2 separate regions of the Homo sapiens genome follow, and region 1 is linked to region 2. The links are chromatin loops, found by intact Hi-C in ENCODE. Cell type or tissue: PC-9. All regions are shown on one strand. Each heading gives the region's core, and the rest is flanking DNA. Links, peaks and the distances in the headings are about the cores only.

What was found. A loop is a pair of places that touch in the nucleus more often than their neighbours do. Peaks named below come from ENCODE experiments on the same cell type or tissue, not always from the same donor. Only the 100,000 strongest peaks of a DNase experiment are listed, where the experiment ranks them.
Region 1: a loop joins it to region 2, with 2.9 times the contacts of the local background. A loop is called at or near these places in 4 of 110 quality-filtered maps.

Annotation. Positions count from the first base shown.
Region 1 is chr3:190,581,825-190,589,824 of GRCh38, reverse strand. The region is part of intron 3 of IL1RAP (interleukin 1 receptor accessory protein); the gene reads right to left. Among named protein-coding and RNA genes, the nearest start is that of IL1RAP, 72 kb to the right of the region's middle. RefSeq lists enhancers at 3,818-4,351, 4,352-4,885. In PC-9, for the core only: no CTCF peak of the experiment used is centred there; DNase peaks (open chromatin) are centred at 3,154 and 3,814; H3K27ac peaks cover 1,585 bases.
Region 2 is chr3:190,691,545-190,702,748 of GRCh38, reverse strand. It overlaps LINC02013 (long intergenic non-protein coding RNA 2013), which reads left to right and starts at 3,435. Exons shown (of 2, transcript NR_183762.1): 1 at 3,435-4,198; 2 at 4,599-4,804. In PC-9, for the core only: CTCF peaks have their summits at 1,542 (motif pointing left), 5,117 and 5,316 (motif pointing right); DNase peaks (open chromatin) are centred at 1,488 and 4,558.

The DNA.
Region 1 (8,000 bases), core at 1-8,000, 110 kb after region 2:
CCCATCATGTATTTAATGGGTCTCTGTACCTTTCAACACCATGTCTTACACTTCCCAGTTGGGGGCTCAGAGAGACTCATTCCATAAAAGTACATCGGGGCCTTCAACTTTCAATTAGGAGCTTTCTAACTTCCCCGCCTCAAGATGTGCAGCCAATATTCCACGCAAAATTACAAAGTCAAAGGAAAGTGCATCTAGCAAACCTTGTCAGCAACCTCCCCAGCAATTCTCAGGAAACTGCCTGGAGTAAAAGAACATTTATGATCTTCATCACCTGCCAGAGGAAGAGACACAGGCGACAATCCTGCCACTGTGTTTAACAGAGGCATCACCTGCGAAACGCCGGTGCAGTCTCATTCTATCTTAATAATGTGTCAAGCGTGTAGATTTTTCTTGATGGCTGGTAGTGACAAGCAGAAAACAAAAGATTCTGAGAGAAAATTGGGTGAAGCAAGCAACAAAAGCTGAGAGCATGAGAAATGGGGTTTGGAGAAATGTCTGGCAGTGAATATGATGGGGTGACAGGAAGAATTCAAGAGGTGGGGGTGCTGAGTGGCTAGGTTTTTAGTGGTCACTCACCTAGAGAACAGTATCTCCTCCCAAGGAAAGAAGCAGGGTCTTGGGAAGAGTAAATGCTAAGATAAAATCCTGGTCTAAGTTTCTGAACACTGAAGTCCCCTATAATCCACCGTGCATCTTAGAAAACCACTGCATGTTAGAGCTGGAAGGTGGATTCAAAAATCATCCAGCCCCATGACACATTATACAGATCAGGCTCTGACACCAGAGGGGCTAGGGAATGCCTGAGGTGAAAGACTGGGTTAGTAGCAGAGGCAGGATAAAAGTCTCTCTGATAACCATATCATGAACATTACTTCTGCATATAAAACCAACTGCAAAAATAAGAGTTTATACTGGACTTATATCAATCTTTGTTTCTCTTTTCTCTTGGTATGTCAGGGGTTAAATTTTTATACGTACTTTTATGTTGAGCTTATTGACTTACTATAGTGCTAAGGTTGAGAACATTTGCCTCATACGTTTATTGGGAAAGAGAAAACTACAAACCAACTTCTCTAAAATCTAGAACAAAGGAAGCAAAACAAGAGAATGTACTTTTCATATGTGAAGAAAACAAACATTCTAGAAAAATCAAATTTAGAAAAATAGATGAAAGACCAGGAAAATAACTCACAGTCATTTGAAGAGGGCTTTTAGGAACTGCATGGTACAACTACAACTACACACACAAACATCTTGTGTGTGTGTGCATGTGTGTCCAGGTATATATTCCAGGACAACACTGTCAAGTCCAAGACACTCATCCCTGAGGACTTTTGGACTCCCAATGCTGCATGTGATTCCCTGCCTAGTGGAAAATGAATAATGAAGATGGTTGCTTAGAAAGATGTAGGCCGGGCATGGTGGCTCACGCCTGTAATCCCAGCACTTTGGGAGGCCCAGGCGGGCGGATCACGAGGTCAAGAGATCAAGACCAACCTGGCCAACATGGTGAAACTCCATCTCTACTAAAAATACAAAAATTAGCTGGGCGTGGTGGCGCATGCCTGTAGTCCCAGCTACTCAGGAGGCTGAGGCAGGAGAATCGCTTGAACCCAGGAGGCAGAGGTTGCAGTGAGCTGAGATTGCACCACTGCACTCCAGCCTGGCAACAGAGTGAGATGCCATCTCAAAAAAAGAAAGAAAGAAAAAAAGATGTAAGAGACCTTTTTATCTCCGTATGCTTTGAGGTAGGAAAATGTTTCAAATGCATCACTTAGAAATCATTGCCTTATTTCTTCCACCACATCCCACCAAAGACTGCAAATCCAACATTGTTGACATAATCCATAGTAATGTATAGTTTAGATGGAAGTTTTAGACATATTATATCCTTTGATCCCAGATATAGAGGATATTGCCCCATTTTGGGGTTTGAAAGAGAGGTTCAGAGAGTGAATTGGGAAGCTCACAGAGCTATTGGGCAGCAGTTTTTCTGATTCCAGAGTCAGTCCTCTATCCACTGACCTCAGGTTCTCAGGTCTTACTCAGCCCCTTGGTTTTTATTTTGGAGATTTTACATATAATTTCTTCCCTCAAACACTCCGCCCAATTTGATTCTTCATGTTGACAAACATCTCAAACCATGTTTTCTTTTCCTTCTGTGCTACAGCAAACTCGCTACTGATCCTTTCTTTGAATATAGGAATTCATCTTCAGACAGATCACTTTAAACTTCCTCATAGCTAAATATAGTTCCTGAGATACATCTTGTAGTATACCCTATGGAGAACAAAGACATAGGGTCAGAAGACCTGGTTTCTTGTCCTAATTCTGCCAGTGTGACCACCATTATAAAACTGCCACCACCATAGGAACTACCAGTACCATTCACTTAATTGTGAGTGTTTTCTATACGCCAGGTATTAAGTGTTTTACATTTATTATCATTTTCACTCTTCATAATGCCTCTTTCAGATAGCTTTATTATGGCCCTCATTTAACAAATGACGAGCATGAAGCATAGATAAGTTAAAAGATACCCACACAATTACACAGCAAGTCAGTAGGAGACGGGGATTCTAACGCAGATCTGTCACTCTCTAGAGTCTGAAATTTAATGCTGACTGTGACCAAGTCACTTTCCTGCTTTGGGATTCAGTTTTATCACGTATAAGAAGGTAAAACCAGATGATCTGTAACCCTGTCCATCTCTATAATATGATGGGTTTATAATCCATGCTAACTTCAAGAGTATTTTCTAGCCTGACTCTGAAAAATATAAATCAAGCCAGTTTTTCAGAGAAAAGAACGGAAGTGGGTGGGCACTCATTAATAGAAAGTAGAACAAAGTGAGTAAGCAAGTGAGACTCTTTCATGAAAAACATGACATCCTTGATTAGCACCTCCCAGCATCGGAAGGCACATATCACAGCCAAGAGGCAGCGGGGTAGATCACATCTGTCTAAATTAGAGAGTGTCACTATATAGTCCTGTTTCCAGTGGAGACTCCGAAGCTACCTTCATGCTTAACTTTCCCTCACAACACCCACTTTTAAAAAGCAGAGGAGTCAGAAATGTCAAGCTGTCCTCGAAGGCAGCTCCCTGGGGCATTAGCTGCCTCTGTCTTATTAAGTATAGTCAGGCATGACTCAGCTCCTCCATCAACTGTCTGGGAAGGAGAACATTTCATGCTGGTAGAAAATCACCTTAAGCAGAACAATGGAAGGCATTTAAGGTAGACAATTAGAGTCAGGTTGCTTATTGCTCAAAATCAAATCACCCTTTTCCTATTCTAGATAGGAGGGCATAATCACGGCCAATAGGGAAACAGGGCTGTCTTTGCTTAGAACACATCAGAGCCCCCTGTCACCTCCAGTTACAACTATCAGCCACTGAGACACCTCTTCTGTCTGGGTCACAAAGCAAGGTGAACTGTGGCTTATGGCATGTCCTTCAATCAATAAACCCTCAGTGAAAACTTACCACATGCAACAGTTTATGTTAGGCTCCAACGAGGGATAAAGATACAAGGAAGATATAGACTGTGCTCTCAAAGATCTCACTGTCAAGACTGGGTGGAGAGTCAGGCAAACAACCACAACACAAAGCAAAATGAAGCAAATGCTAAAAGGAAAAAATAAAGATGCAACGTGTCATAGGAGGGCAGAAGGCACTTTTAATTCGGACTTCAAGATGGGTGACACTCATCGGTGCCTTCACAGAAGAGATGGCATCTGATTTAAGTCTGGAAAAAATGCATAGAATGTGCACTGACTCCTCCTCCAAGGGGAGGAGTCCAGGCTGATGTGAGCCATGATGAGTTAGTCCATGAGTCAGCCGGGGTTAGATCACAGGGTGTGGGATGATTTCACAAAGCATGAGAATGGTAAAGGGTCAATGAGACTAGGGTCAATCAGGGTAAGAACAAACTTTATCCTTGTAGCAACTGAGAGTCACTAATGGTACTTAATGAATAAAGTGACTTTTTTTTCTTTTTTTCTTTTTTTTTGGAGTTGGAGTCTCACTCTGTCACCCAGGCTGGAGTGCAGTGATGCAATCTTGGCTCACTGCAACCTCAGCCTCCCGGGTTCAAGCAATTCTCCTACCTCACCCTCCCAAGTAGCTGGGACTGCAGGCACACACCACCATGCCCGGCTAATTTTTTGTATTTTAGTAGAGACAGGGTTTCACCCTGTTGCCCAGGCTGGTCTCAAACTCCTGAGGTCAGGCAATCCACCCGCCTCGGCCTCCCAAAGTGTTAGGATTGCAGGCGTGAGCCACCATGCCCAGCCTAAAGTGACACATGTTAATGATTAGTATGAGCAGAAGCAAAAGATAGGCTGGGCAGTATACTTGTGCCCTGAAGCTGTCTGATGGGTCACACACACATGCAACTCCACATGTGTCAAGCATGGAATTTCTTTACCCATTTGTTATTAAACGAAGTCAAATGGGACAATTACAGCAAACGGGCTGAGGGGGTGGGGAGATGCAGTGAGGCTAATGGCTTCTGATGTGGTCCTTTTGCTTGACAATGGTTAGAGTGGGCACTGTGACTGATCAAGTTGAGAAAGACTGCATTGCCTGGCACGGCCCCTTTTTCATCCCCTAATGCCCATCATCATCAAAGATAATACATGAGGCTGTAAAGAGGGAAGCCACTTTGTTACAGTTTGTAGGATGTAATCATCCACAGTCTTTATTGTTTCTCTCTTCGGGGCCTCAAAGTATTTTAGTAACCAGAAACCTCAATGAGTGACAACACTCTGCAGTATAGCACACCATCTATACATCCCTATGGCACTCGGGACATTATTTCGTGGGTTATAAATATTTGGATACCTGAATTCTCTTTCCAGCTACTCAAAAGCTCCTTGTTAACAGGGCAATGGTCATTTTCATCTTCCTAGATCCCCACTGTGTCTGAAAAAACCTAGAAGTTCTATAAACATACTGAGTAGACCTAAGAGACTATAGGAGATCCAGTGATGGGCCTGGGAGCAAGATTTTTAAAATAACAAGAAAATTAAAGGTTAGCAAAGACAAGCCACAAATCAGCTATTCAATGAAGAACTCATTTTCAGAATATATAGAGAACTCTCAAAAGTCAAAGAAAAATATCAGGAACTTAATTAAAAAGGGACAAAATATTTTAACAGACACTTCACCAAAGGAGATATACATATGACAAAATGGTCCAAATTATTAGTCATTATATAAATGTAAATTAAAAATCACACAAGATACTACTGTAAAACTATTAGAATGGTTAGCATTTTAAAAAATGGAAAATAGCAAGTGTTCATGAAATGTGCAGCAGCTGGACTCTCATTCATTGAAGACGGGAATACAGAATTGAGTATAGCTACTTTGGAAAAGAGTTTGGCAGCCTCTTATTAGGTTAAACATACCTAATGACCTTACCATATGACCTAGCAATATCAGTCCTAGGTAACAAAAACTTGTGTTGAGACAAAGCCTGTATATAGACGTTTACAGCAGCCTTAATCATAATAGCCAAAAACTTGAAGCAATCACATATCCTACAACTAATGAATGAATAAACAACAGTGGTATATCCATACAATGGAATGTTACTTGGTAACAAGGAATGGACTTCTCAAACATATGATAATATGGATGTACCTCAAATGTGTTATGCTAAGTGAAGGAAGCCAGACCAGTACAATTCTATCTATCTGATATTCTGGAAAAGGCAGAATTATAGGAGCAGAAAACGATCAGTGGTTGCTAGTGACTGGGTGTGGGGGGACGGCACAGTGGCAGCATGAGAGAAATTTGGGAGGATAATGGGACTTTCTGTACCTAAACTGTGGTGGTTTTTACATGGTTGTATGCATTTGTCAAAATTCACAGACTTCTTACACCAAAAAACTCAATTTGACCATATGTAAATAAGAGTGAATAAAAATAAAAATAAATTTTAAAAGGTTAAGTTCCTGCCTCTTGTTTAGAGACTTGGCTTTACTTGTAACAACCGGGCAGAGGCAATTATTTAATCATAGCTCCATTCTTCATTGCCATTTCTCACCTATCTCCAAGTAGTCACATCACACAAATTTTTTAAGGCCTAAATTGAACACTACACCTCTGGATATATAGATGGCTGCTCTCAGTTTGAAGCAATTTCTCTCAGTTTGAAACCACCATAGCTGTTTCTCTGAACCTCTCTTATGATACTAACCACTTCGTACCTTGCGTAACTGTTATTTGAGGCTAATTTGCTGCTAGATTGTGAGCTCAAAGAGAGAGCTTTAGTCCTGCTCATCCAGCTTAGTGCCCAGCACACAGAGTTTGGTGGATATTTGTTTCTAATGGGGTGGCATGAGTATTGTTTGCACTCACAGTAAAAACAGAGATCAGTAACTACATAGAAAGAAACGTCTATGCTTCTTCAGAACTCTCTGGCATATATACCTTGTTATCTCATACAAAATAATCTCATAGCTGATTTAAAGAATTAAGTGTTACCTATTTATTATATCCTTTCATTCATTCGCTGAGTATTTACTGAGCACCTACTAACTGCAAAGGCTTTGCTACACATAAAACATACAGAGGCAAATAAATCTGCCTGTTGTCATGGAGCTTTCATTCTAGAGAAGGTCACAGACATTAATTAAGTAGTTAAATAAATAATTACCCAATTAACAACAATTGCTATTGGAGTGATTATCATGAAAAAGACGTACAGCGTATAAAGTGGATATATTAACAGGGATCTTACTTAGCCTGAGAGGTCGCTGATTAGGGCAGGAGATGGGATGTTCCCTGAGAAATGGACTTTTGAGCTGAGTGAAATAGAATGAAGATGTGAGGGACAAAGTTGAGAGGAGAGTGTGTGAAGGAAGAACTTAGGTGAGAAAGGGAATAGTACATGTGAAGTTCCTGAAGAATCTCAGAAAACTTCACTGCCAGGGGCAAGGAAAACAGTGGAATATGAAGAAGCTGAAGCAACAGGTAGGAATTTGAACATATAAGAGCATATAGGCCGCTGTAAGGAACTTAAATTTAATTCTAAGAATAATGGGACATATTCCAGGGTTTTCCACAGAGGAGACACCTGATTTAATTTACAATTTGAAATAGGTAACACTGGTTACTGTGTGAAGAATGGACTGTAGAGAGTAAAAGTGAAGGAGAAACAGCTAATTATGAGGCTACTGCAGAAAAATTTAAGAATGTGCCAGGCAGGGTGGCTCAGCCTATAATCCCAGCACTTTGGGAGGCCGAGGCGGGTGGATCACCTGAGGTCAGGAGTTTGAGACCAGCCTGACCAACATGGTGAAACCTTATCTCTACTAAAAATACAAAATTAGCCTGGGTGGTGGCGCACGCGTGTAATCCCAGCCATGTGTGAGGCTGAGGCAGGAGACTTACTTGATCCCGGGAGGTGGAGGTTGCAGTGAGCCGAGATCGTGCCACTGAACTCCAGCCTGGGCAAAAACAGTGAAACTCCATCTCAAATGAAAAAAAAAAAAAAGAAAAGAAAAGTTCAAGAATGAGATGATGTGGCTTGGACTAGGATAATACTTAAGATGGAGAGGAGCAGATAAGAGCCACATGGAAAATGAGCAAAGATGGATTGATCAAAAATGTAAAGAAATAGAAAGGAAACTTGTTTCAGAGGCTCTTAAATCTCAAACTACAGAATGCTAGCTTGTTAGAGTCAAGAACTAAGCAAATTAACAGATGTGGAAACAGATTCTGAGAGGTTAAGTAGCTTGCCCAAATCACCCAGTAAATTAGCAACAGAACTGAACTGCAGCCTCAACATCTTTTATCCTCCTTATGTTATTCCTCATTTTTATTTTTTTTAGAACCTAACTTTGACCTCCACTTTGCTTTTCATTTTTAAAACACAGTATTGGTGCCATCTGTGAGTCACGGTGAATAGCAGGGACCCTGAAACAGTTAGACATATGAGACACAAACGAGCATGAAGAAAGGAACAGGGACTATTTGTTCTTCACCAT
Region 2 (11,204 bases), core at 1,256-9,255:
CAGTCTTAAGAACTCTGTTTTATTATTAATGCTGGTCAGTTGTGCCCAAATTCCAAACGGAGAAAGGTTTAATGAAGCATGTCTGATCCCCTCCCACACCTTCCATTCATGCCCTGAATTAGTTGCTCAGGTTTCTTTGGGATCCCTTTGGTGAAGAGGGGAGTCCATTTAGTCTGTTAGGGGCTCAGAATTTTATTTTGGTTTACATAGCCCTTTTCACACAGAAAACCACAAGCTGCTATAAACTGAGAAGGGAAAACTAAGCTTTAGAAGGAAGATCAAGTTTGGTTTTGAACATACTAAGTTTGAGACATCTATCAGACACTCAAGTAGAGTTGTAGGCATTTGGAAATTGGAATTTGGAGTATATGGGAGAGATGCAGAGTGGAAATATAAATTTGGGAGTCATTGGCCTATAGGTGGTTTTAAAAGTCATGAGGCTGGAGGATATCACCATGAAAGTGAGGCAGACCCAGAAGAAAATAGGTTCAATGTCTGATCTCTGGGCATGCTTCTGTTCCAACAGCAGAGAGGAAAGTAAAGGAAACTGACAGAAGTAGTCATTGATATCAGAGGCAATCCAGGATGATATAGTGCTAAAAGCCAATTGAAAACTTCTCCAGAAACATGAGGTTAGAACATCTCGATGGCCTTTGTAATTCAGGCAAGCTGAGCCTCAGTACCCATTCAGTCACACCAAGTGTAAAACCAGTCACTTAACACTGGCTTGCCAAGAATTGAGATTAAACGGCAAAGCCGTCTACATGAACAAACCACACATATGCACACTAAAACAAATTAGAATTTAAAAATACCACCCTTTCCCATAGACTTGAAATTTGAAGAATATTGATTTGAATATTCCAAGGCATAAGAAGAGAAGGTAGAATGGAAATGTAACATGGTGCTGGGCTTTCACATGGGCGCCGTTTCAACGTGATCAGAGGAAGCATCACTGGCCCCCCGAGTAGAGGTGGTGAATAAGCTAAATGACTGCCCGATTGAGTGGCATATCAGTCTAGTGAATCAAGCCTCAAGTACCTTATTGATGTGTCACACTATAAATCAACTTAATAAGAAATTTGCAGGTATGTTCAAATGTTAAAGTAACATTTTGCTTTCCTAGAGGACCTTTTCCCATTTTGAAGAGACCTGCTTATGCCATCTTTTCATGGAGATCAGCCATCTTCATTGACAGGTTCAAATTTTCAGAAACTCAATTTAGACCAAACTGTTAGAGAACATACTGATCAAATGATATGAGGCCCATGCAACCATAAAGCTGTAAATAAATGACAACATCAATGTTAACAGTGAGAAGGGAAAATAAAACCTAGGGCAAACACCCACCATATTTCAACAACTCTTTCTTAGACCTCAGTCTAAGTGCCAGCAAAATCTTGCTCTGAGACACGTAGTTGTAGTTTTTCATGTTTGCCCTATTGTTGTCTGACGCTATTGCCACATCTGACCTTTATACCTTAACTTTCCCTGTTAAGGACTTGCTATAAACCTCCCTCACTGCTGGCTGGCAATGCCCTCCAGTGGCCATTGTTGAAAAAGAGCCTGAAAAGAAGGTCCCAATTCTAGAACGGACTACGAGAACATGAAGAGCTAACTCACACTGATAAGCTGTTGTAGTGTGTTTTAGCATTCATTAGTTTTCCTATCTTTTTTCTTTTTTCTTTATTTTTTCTGACAACCCATCTTTCTTGATAGTCTTTCCAAATGTTCTTTCTTTCTTGACTTACTTCTAAACACATAAATCTGCATCCTATATCAATGCCAACTTGACATGGATGTCTATGTTTAGAAGGAATTTATGGCATAAAGGGCAAGCAAGTGCAGACGGTGTGGGTGCTATTTCAAGCTTTCATGGATCCTGGAACAAAGCAGATTATTTGAAGAAGGTTTTAATCCTGGAAAATAAATGCAAAAACAGCATTCACAACATTCTTTTCCTAAAATATGTTGCCTAGTGACCAAATTGAATCAATTGTCAATTGATCCAGTAGGAATCTCAATGGATGGTCTGTTTGACAAGGCTTTGTGAGGAAAAATAAGGATGAGCTTGTGAGGCTCTGTCTACCCAGGGGAAAGAAGTGTGTGGCAAGAAGAAATTCTAGAGAAGGAGTGGAACGGAAGACAGGAAAAAGCTATGTCTGAAAAATAAGACAGGAATAGAAAGTTTCAACTTAATTTTTTAAAAAAATTCATGTAAGATATTGAAGAATATTGAAAACATACAGCAATAATAAAAGAAATATTTTTATTTCCAGCCTTTATTATAATTAAAGTGCTTATTTTGAAGACAGCCATCCGACGGGGAAGCAAATATTAGTATCATCATCTTCAGACATTTGAGAAAATTGATTCAAATAAAGTTAAGGAATTTGACCAACGTAACAGATGATCTGGGTCCAAAATTCATTCTCTTATGAAAGAACATTATGAAAAAAGAAAATTAAAATGTAGGAAGGAAAATACTGAAGTTTGGAAATAAAGTAAAGACGTTCATTTAAACATTAATGTGCCCATATGTATTAGCTCAAGGTACCATAACAAAACACCACAGACTGGGTGGCTTAATATGAACTTTATTTTCTCACTGTTCTGAAGGGTGGACATCCCAGTCAAGACTCCAGCTGATTCTGTTCCTGGTAAGGGAACTCTTCCTAGCTTGTGGCTAGCAGACTTCTTGCTGTGTTCTCACGAGGCCTTTTCCCTTTGTCAGAACTAAGAAAAAGAGACAGCCCTGGTGTCTCTTCCTCTTTTTCTAAGGACACCAGTTCTATCAGATTAGGGCCCCACCCTTGTGACCTCACTCAATCTTAATTACCTCTGTAAAGGACCTGTCTCCAAATACAGTCACATTGGCAGTCAAGGCTTTCATTTATGAATTTTGAGGAACACAGTTCAGGTTATAGTACCATATTTTACCCTAGCTAAATGAAGTAAGAAGCTAAACGTGATACCAGAAATACTCTTTAATGCAATTTGTATAATACAATTAAATTTCATTCAACAGAGGGGACATAATCAAAAACAAATTCACCACTCATGGAAGAACAAATCAGACATCTAAGAAGACTATTAGCAAAAGATGGCCAATCCTTAGCTCAAAGCTTCAGAAACTAGGCTTCTGGAAGCAGTCTTCTAACATGACACCAGAAAGACCCTAAGGGCTAAACTACAACAACCTGAATAGAGTATCTTGATCTCATCTTTCTCAAATGTGAATTCTTCATTTCCACCCCAATATCATCCCTTTGTAGTGAAAGTTTTCATCATTTGTTTTTATCCAAAACAGACAGTAAGACAAATATTCAAGTTTTCCCAAGAAATGCTGGTAGGGGAGTAGGGAGGAAGTGGAGAAGTAAAATAGGAAATGGAAGAATTCTAGCGCAGGGGGCATTATGAAGTCATGTACCACTATTGGTAACTGGAGCTAAATCTTTCTGGGGAACCCTAGAACTCTAGTGGGACAGAGTTTATGGGTATATTATCGAGTGAGAGGAAAGTGAAATATTGATCTGTCATCTTCCTTTATGTTATTTGTTGAGGGTTGTTTCTGGGGCAATAACTATTGCACTTCTAGTTTTCCTTGAGTGTAGACCCAATATGCTCCTACAGTCAGAAAAACACAAATCCACAGGCAAATAGCTGCATGTGTTCACAGTAAGACTTAAAACAAGACCGTATTTTCCAAATTATTGTTTATCATCATGGAGATACCCAAGCTATTTCCAAGTCTTGTTGTTTCTCTATCCTCAATATCTCTAGAATACAGTCAATTTCAATATCCATAATCCTACTAGGCTAGGCATATCACCATCATTTGCCTAGACTTTTGAATATGTTTCTAGATGGTCTTCATCCTTTCAGTATGCTTTCCTCCAGTTTATTCTACACATGGAAGCTTTACTATAGTTATAAAATATAAATGTGATCATGTAATTTCCCTGCTTAAAACACTGTAGTGTTACTCCAATGTCATCTGGATAAATCCACACTTGTTATCATACTTTGGACTTCTTAGCATGGTTCAGGAGGTTTATTTCAAGTATCAACCTCTCCTACACACACACACGCACACCACCTGATGTTCCTCACAGTGAGTGTCTATCATGGCTGTAAACGTGTTCCTGCCCAAGGAAGAGGATCTCTGTAACCCCTCTCATACTTCCTATTGCCCAGGGTAAGTACCTCAAAAGAGAACCGAAATGCAGGCATATGATTCCCCTAGATGACCTTACCTAGAATAATAATATAAGCTATCTCAATACACCAATACCTTTATATATAGTATTGTTTCTTGTGATGTTGGTAGCCAGTTCCTAACTTTCTTTGCTGAACCCTGGCCAAAACATGATTTTCCAATCCATTATTTTTTCAAATCTGAGAGGAGTTTCTGCAGAATCTTCCCAGACAAGCTTCTGTTGGTGAAGGGTTACATTTTGAGGGCAGCCTCTGATTTGGAAATATATTTAAAACTAGGTTACAGGAAAACAAAACAAAACTAGTTGGAATTGAGAAGGTTGTGGGTGAGTCACACCTCAAAAAAAAAATAACAATCTCTGCTTCTCATTTCTGGCTAGACACTGGACCTGCAATGCCTCCTATGAGACTACATACAGTGGGCGTGTTATGGATGGCTGAAGCACAGCACGGTACTGTTGTAACAAGAAACAGCCTCTTCTGTAAGGGACAAATTGCCGAGAGTGCAGCTTTTGGTTTGAGTAAAACAGAAAAGGAGAAAATTGACCCACATGTGCCAATAAAAAAGAACATCATTTAAATAAAAGACCCGTATTAACCATTTAAAAATGTCAGGAATTAGAGAGTAGGGGAGCACACATTCCCCTTTATGAACTCTGAAAAAAATCATATTGCACATAAATCAGCCCCTGGTTATTTCTAAAAATTAATTTCCTTCCTTCCTTCCTTCCTTCCTTCCTTCCTTCTGTTCTTTTCTTTCCTTCCTTCCTTTTATCTTCTCTTTCTTTCTTTCTTTCATGTTTCAGACATACTTATTCCTACAGGGGCAGAAGCTCCTCATGTACCAAAAAATTGTTGATATTCACTGCAAGAATGTCTTAAAAATTATTTTTAAACTATAATTTCTAATATAGTTTTCTGCTGTACTGAATGCCTGAGATGTCTCCATTCTTATGCTATAAGTATACAGTTGCAAAAGAATTGCAATTCAATTTTCAATTTCAGAAAATTTTTATTTAAGACATGCAAAGAGATCCACAGTGATTTTTTTTTTGTTTGTCTTTGTTTCTGTTTTTGTTTTTGTTTTGGAAGAAACTGCATAAGAATTATTATGTTGCAGGCATCCACCACGAGGTGGAGCAAGATAAAATTCTTTTCAAGCTCTTTTCCACACACAGCCTGCATCAAAAAGAAATAGGGTCAAAAACACACATTTTTCCTTTCCTGAATTATTATTATTTTTTCTTTCTAGCTGTTCCCTGGTAATTCTAGTACATTCAGCTCAGTAAAGGTGGTAGCTGTTAGATTTCAGGTACTGCAATTTTCTGTTTTCTTCGTATCCTCCTGCAATTCTGGCATGCTTTAGTTTGAGGCTGTGCAGGTCAGAAATTAACCTAAGGTTTTCTTCCGTGTTATGGTTAAAAAAAAAAAAAAAACCGCACTCTTAGGAGAAGTACACTTTGTCAAAGATTTTAGTGTAAATACTTTCTGCCAGAGAGCTAGAGAAGTCCCAGCTCATGTACTGGTCATGCAAGTTAGTTGTTGAGACTGGGTCACTAGGGAAAAACCGGCAGGATTTTCTAATTCAGCGTAGTATCCACGACCAGGGAGCCAGAGGTGAAGGCTCAACCAAGTCCAGGGAAAACTCAGGGGCTAAAAGTACTTGATATCTCATACATTTCCACACCAGAGATCTGAAGCAGGCCATATGCAGGGTTTCAGTTGCCAAAACTGGAGAATTAGGGGAGTAGGTAGAGCATTACGCGAAGAGGAGCCTAGGAGGCTGGGAACTCTGCCACAAGATTGATTCTACCATCGATTGTAAGCTTGAGCAGCTAAAGACATAGGGTCACACGGGCATTATCAGTCTCAGATTCACGAATGCCAAAATTTGAAGTGTTTTAAAAGCTATATAATAGAGTTGTTTTAAACCAGGTTACGAGATTATGGCTTCACAGAGTTTACCCAGAGAAGTGAGGGTAGCAGAAAGAGGGCTGAGTAAGGCAGGCTCTGGCACTTCCTCCGATTCAACTAAGGTAATTTGCTTTTCTTACTATGTTTCCATGAAAGAGTTCTCTTGAGAAAAATGTATTATTATATGTGCTTAATTATATTTATTTTATTATATATATAATTATATGTATGTTTTTGTGTAATTTCAAAGAAGAAAGATAATACTGGGATGTACGAATACAGGAAGGTACCACGCTTTGACGTTCAGTATGCTAGCTGGTGAAACTACTCTCCTCAGAAGGAAATTGACTCTCCAAAAAGCGTATGATGAAACACTGGCAGTGAAATAGATTCTGATGACTCCTGAAAGCAAACCTTACCTCCCCAGGTACACAGAATAAAAAAGAACATAGAATGAAAGAGATAATGGCCCCAAAGCCAAATATTGACCCACTTGTTACCCAAGGATAGCCTGATCATCTCCAACTTACATGTTAGAGTGCTTCAGAGTTTAAAAGGATTTTACATCTGCTATGGTATTAGAAACCCGTAACTCTTCACTGGTTCTTATTTACCTTACTGTGTCTTTGGTTATCATGTTTATTGGGTATGTCCTATCACCCTCACAAGTTTGTATGTCTCATTTACATTTATGTATTTTTCTGCTTACTCCTAGCATAGTTCCTGGTTCATAGTAGATCCCATGAACTTTTGTAGAATAAGATTATATACACACATTTTTTTGTACCTACTATATGCCTGTACATACACACACAAAAAATGTGTATATAATTGGTTTGGGTGAAGCATTATAATGTGAGGCAAAACTTGTCCTTTAGCCTTCAGCAGCAAGAGTCAATTCTTTTAATCTCCTAAAGCTGGATTAGCTAATATACCTGATCTGAATGTTTACTTGCATGTAGGCATAAGGGGTCTATTCCGGGAACAAACCAGATTCATAAGCTTCATGAGGGCAATAGCTTTGCCTGGAGCACTTCACTGACATTTACTCACAGAAGGAAACCATCCCAGCATCAGAATGGACTGAGCAAGCTGTAGGTGTTGAAAATAAAGACTCCATTTGGGAAACCCACACAGCACGCACCAACAAAAATCCCCACAGCTTGTTTTAAGCTAAATGCACAGATGTGTGTGGGGAATTCCTTAAATAACAGGGACAAGTTGTAAGTTTAGACTATGATATCACAACAAAGTGCTATGGGGGTGTGGATAGGAAAAGAAACTAAACCAGAAGCACAGGATGTTTTAAGTTGGAATTATGAGAGTAGGAGGAACTGGATACCCAACATTTAGAGACTCTCACAGTCTTTGACTTGGCATTTGAATAGATAGAAAGATAGATAAATGTGCGTGTGCACGTGTGCACACACACAACCTATATTATCTTATGTTCCTTCTTTTTCAGTCATCAGGCAAAACAAAGAAACAAAGAAACAAAAAACCCAAAACCCCAAAACCAAAACCAAGCTGAACTGATTCAGATTTTCAATGCAAAAAAAAAAAAAAAAAAGTAAGCAGCCACAAAACATATGCAATTGGAAATTAAATAATGTACAATGTACTCCTCTTCCTTCCCTTTTTTTTTCAGAGGAAAGGTTAATATATAATGCTCTGTCTGGAAATATATATATTCATCTGGGAACTAAAGGAAGGAAATAAGATCCTCACCTCTCACCATTCCTCCTCTTGGCCCCAATTACATAATTTGTAAAGCTTGTCACTGCAATCTTAGGCTTTGCCAAGTTAAGAGTTTCTGGTTCCCAGAAAAGTAAACACTTCTTCCAGAGGCCACAGTAAGGTTTATCATAAACTTGAAACTATATCTACCACCTGCTCTTTTGGCTCTTAAAACAATGCATCAGCCAGCAAAGAAAGGAATTTATGTAATAAGGACCCAATCGATTTGGATTGTCACGAGGAGTGATGTTTTCTGCTATTTAATGTAGGCAGGGATGACAGTATTTGGAACTGCCACACTCATTTCAGATCCATTGACAATAGTCAATGAACACTAGCAGCAACCACAGCTCAGAAAGAAAACTAAGAACTTAGAACTAACCAGGCAAGTGACACAGACCAGCCAACTGCTGGCTGAGGATAAGGGAGATCTAGAATAAGAAGTAGAGAAGGAAGATGATGGGTATCAATTACAGCCTCAATGCTGAATGGCGCAGCAGAGACTTGAGTATACATCAATAACTATCTTACCTTAAATCTCTTTACATCTAAGTGACTTTAAGTGGCCAATGTCTAGAAGGAGACCTGGAGACAGAGTGGACAAAAGTAAAGGCATCAGGTTCTCACAAAAATGAGACTCCATATTGGTACATGCAGTCAGATATAATAGAATAATGAGAAATCAGAGTGGTGTACTGGGTGATGTTGATAAAAAGAGTCAAACTCTGTAAAAGATGTAAAGAGGTTTATTCTGGGCCAAATATCAGTAATCAAGGCCTGAGGCACAGTTTCAAGATGTTCTGAGAACATGATGTATCCAAGGTGGTTGGGTTACAGCTTGATCCTGTACATTTTAAGGGGACAGAAATTACAAGCAGATATCAACCAATACATGTAAGGTGTACACTGGTTCAGTCCAGGAAGGTGGGAAAACTTGAAGTGGGGGCTTCCAGGTCATAGGTGTACTCAAAGATTTTCTAATTCTAAGATAAGGGGTTGTTGAGACCAAGGTTCTTATTATATAGATGAAGCCTGCTACCAGCTTTTTAGGGCCATTAAAAAATATGTCAAAGAAATATATTTTGGAATAAGGTACTTCAATTTCTTTCAAGGCCTGCTGTCTAACATGTGATGCTATGCTAGAACCAGGTTGGAATCTGGTATCTTATTGCTACAAAGAGTCTGTTTTGTCAGTCTTAAGATCTCTGTTTTAATGTTAACGCTGGTCAGTTGTGTCTGAATTCCAAAGGGAAGAGGGTATAATGAATGAGGCATATCTGGCCCCCCTTCCCATCATGGCCTGGACTAGTTTTTCAGGTTTACTTTGGAGTGCCCTTGGCTGAGAGGAGGGATCCATTCAGTCTGTTGGAGGGCTTAGAATTTTATTTTTGGTTTACAGTTGGCTCTATCAGGTACCGTTTATGAACCATTTTAGATTATTTTGGTCCCATCTGCTTCTTGTTGCAGTTGTAGCCATGTGGCTGCTAACTTCACACATGTATCATTTGACAGTGCCTTGTCTCACATCCACACTGTACTCTTCCTGCCTCCCATGTTGGGCCTTCCTTATCCATACTGAAGATGGAAGCTGTGAATTTCCACTTGGGCCCACATATCTGCAACTGAGAAGTGTTGGGGATTTAAAAACTTATAGGGGAAATGTTTGCCCAATAGGAGCAGAGACTTGGAGTATAAACGATTTCCTTTTTCTCCAGAAGAGACTGTGTTGATACACAGTTTGTACCGTTTTTGAGAAGATAGTCCCGTGGGACTGACCAATCAGTGAACCTTGTGGTAGACTACTGGATAATAAATCTTCATATTAACTCTCCCACCTTGTTTTTTATTTTCCCCCTGTCCATCATTGTTACTTCCTGGAATCCCTCTCCCTAATAAAGCAGTAGAGAATACATCTTTCACATTCATCTCAGGTTCCCAAGAAAACCAAGGTTAAGACACATGGACAGTACTTTTAGTGAGTTTCTGCAGACAATAGTTAGAAGATTAGCCCATATCACCTGAAAACAGAGCTTTGAAGCCTTTAACAAGGCCACTCTTCTTGAAAATTGTTTTCCACTTTTGGTGTGCTGAAGTCCATGATTACATTAACCAAAGAAAAGTTCCTCCTTCCATTTATTTTAGAAAAATCTGCACCGAAATTACATCTGATACAGCTCCACAAAGAAGTTCCTAACACGGCTCTACCACTTGTCCTAGTTTTAAAGCTACTTTTAAAATTTCCTATATTGAAGAGAAAGTAAGACAAAGGAGCAGAGGCAGATTCAGGAGAGGAAGGAAGATGAGAGGGAGGCTACTCTTTACTGAATAGCCCAAAGGTTTGAGTGTTATGTGAAACAGGGTCATTCCCTCCTTTCTGAGTCACCTGGTCAGGTAACTACCTAAGCTACTTCAGTAGCTCTCAGACTAGATCATCACCACCATCATAGCAACAACAACAACAAACCCTTTAGGCCAATGGAAGAAACAAGGGAGAGTCTGTCATAGGAAAGACCCCATGAAACCTAAACTCAGTGTAGATAAGATTAGTATTGTCATCATTCTCAGCCTAGAACTTCTTGGCTTCTCTCTGTGGGCTCTCCACAGGGAGGCAATAGGAGATTGTAGGAGATATGAGATTTGAGATTGTAGAAGAAGCATAGAATTTCAGAAGATATATATTTTGTCCTGTCTTTACCACTTCCTTCTTGGTCTATAAACAGGTCACTTAACTGCTCTGAGCCTCAGATTCTTCATGCAGAGAATTAAAATAATAGTGACTCCTGTAATACATCCCCACAGAGATGTTGTGAAGATCTGCAAGATAATGTTTGTGAAAGCACTTTATTAACTATGAAGAGCAAGATAAATATTAGTTGCTATTAATATTATCCTCTTTCATCCTATTAAGGCATTTTCTTAGTTGAAGAGGTGTTTATTCCTCATTATATACCGCCATATAAATTATAAATATATAATTGCCTCCTTGAGCTGTCAGTAACTAGGTTGAAGTAAAAAGTTCATCTTCTGCAGATTTGTAAAATAAAAATATTTCTATAATACATTTTCACCACAGGATCTTAAGATTACCATAGCCTTGTAAGATATCTCTAGCCCATTGAGAATAGGCCTCTTTAATTGTTGGCTATTTCTTCAAATACTAACTTCTTTATTAAATATACACACAAAAGAGTACACACACATTCTAATCCAGAGATGGAGTACAGCTGATTTTGAGCTGAGAAAACCATAAAAATAGATTTTGAGCAAATATTTTTAATCTCTCTATATACCAGCCTCGATTAGCTTGACAATATGAGCGAAAGACGTCTTGGTAG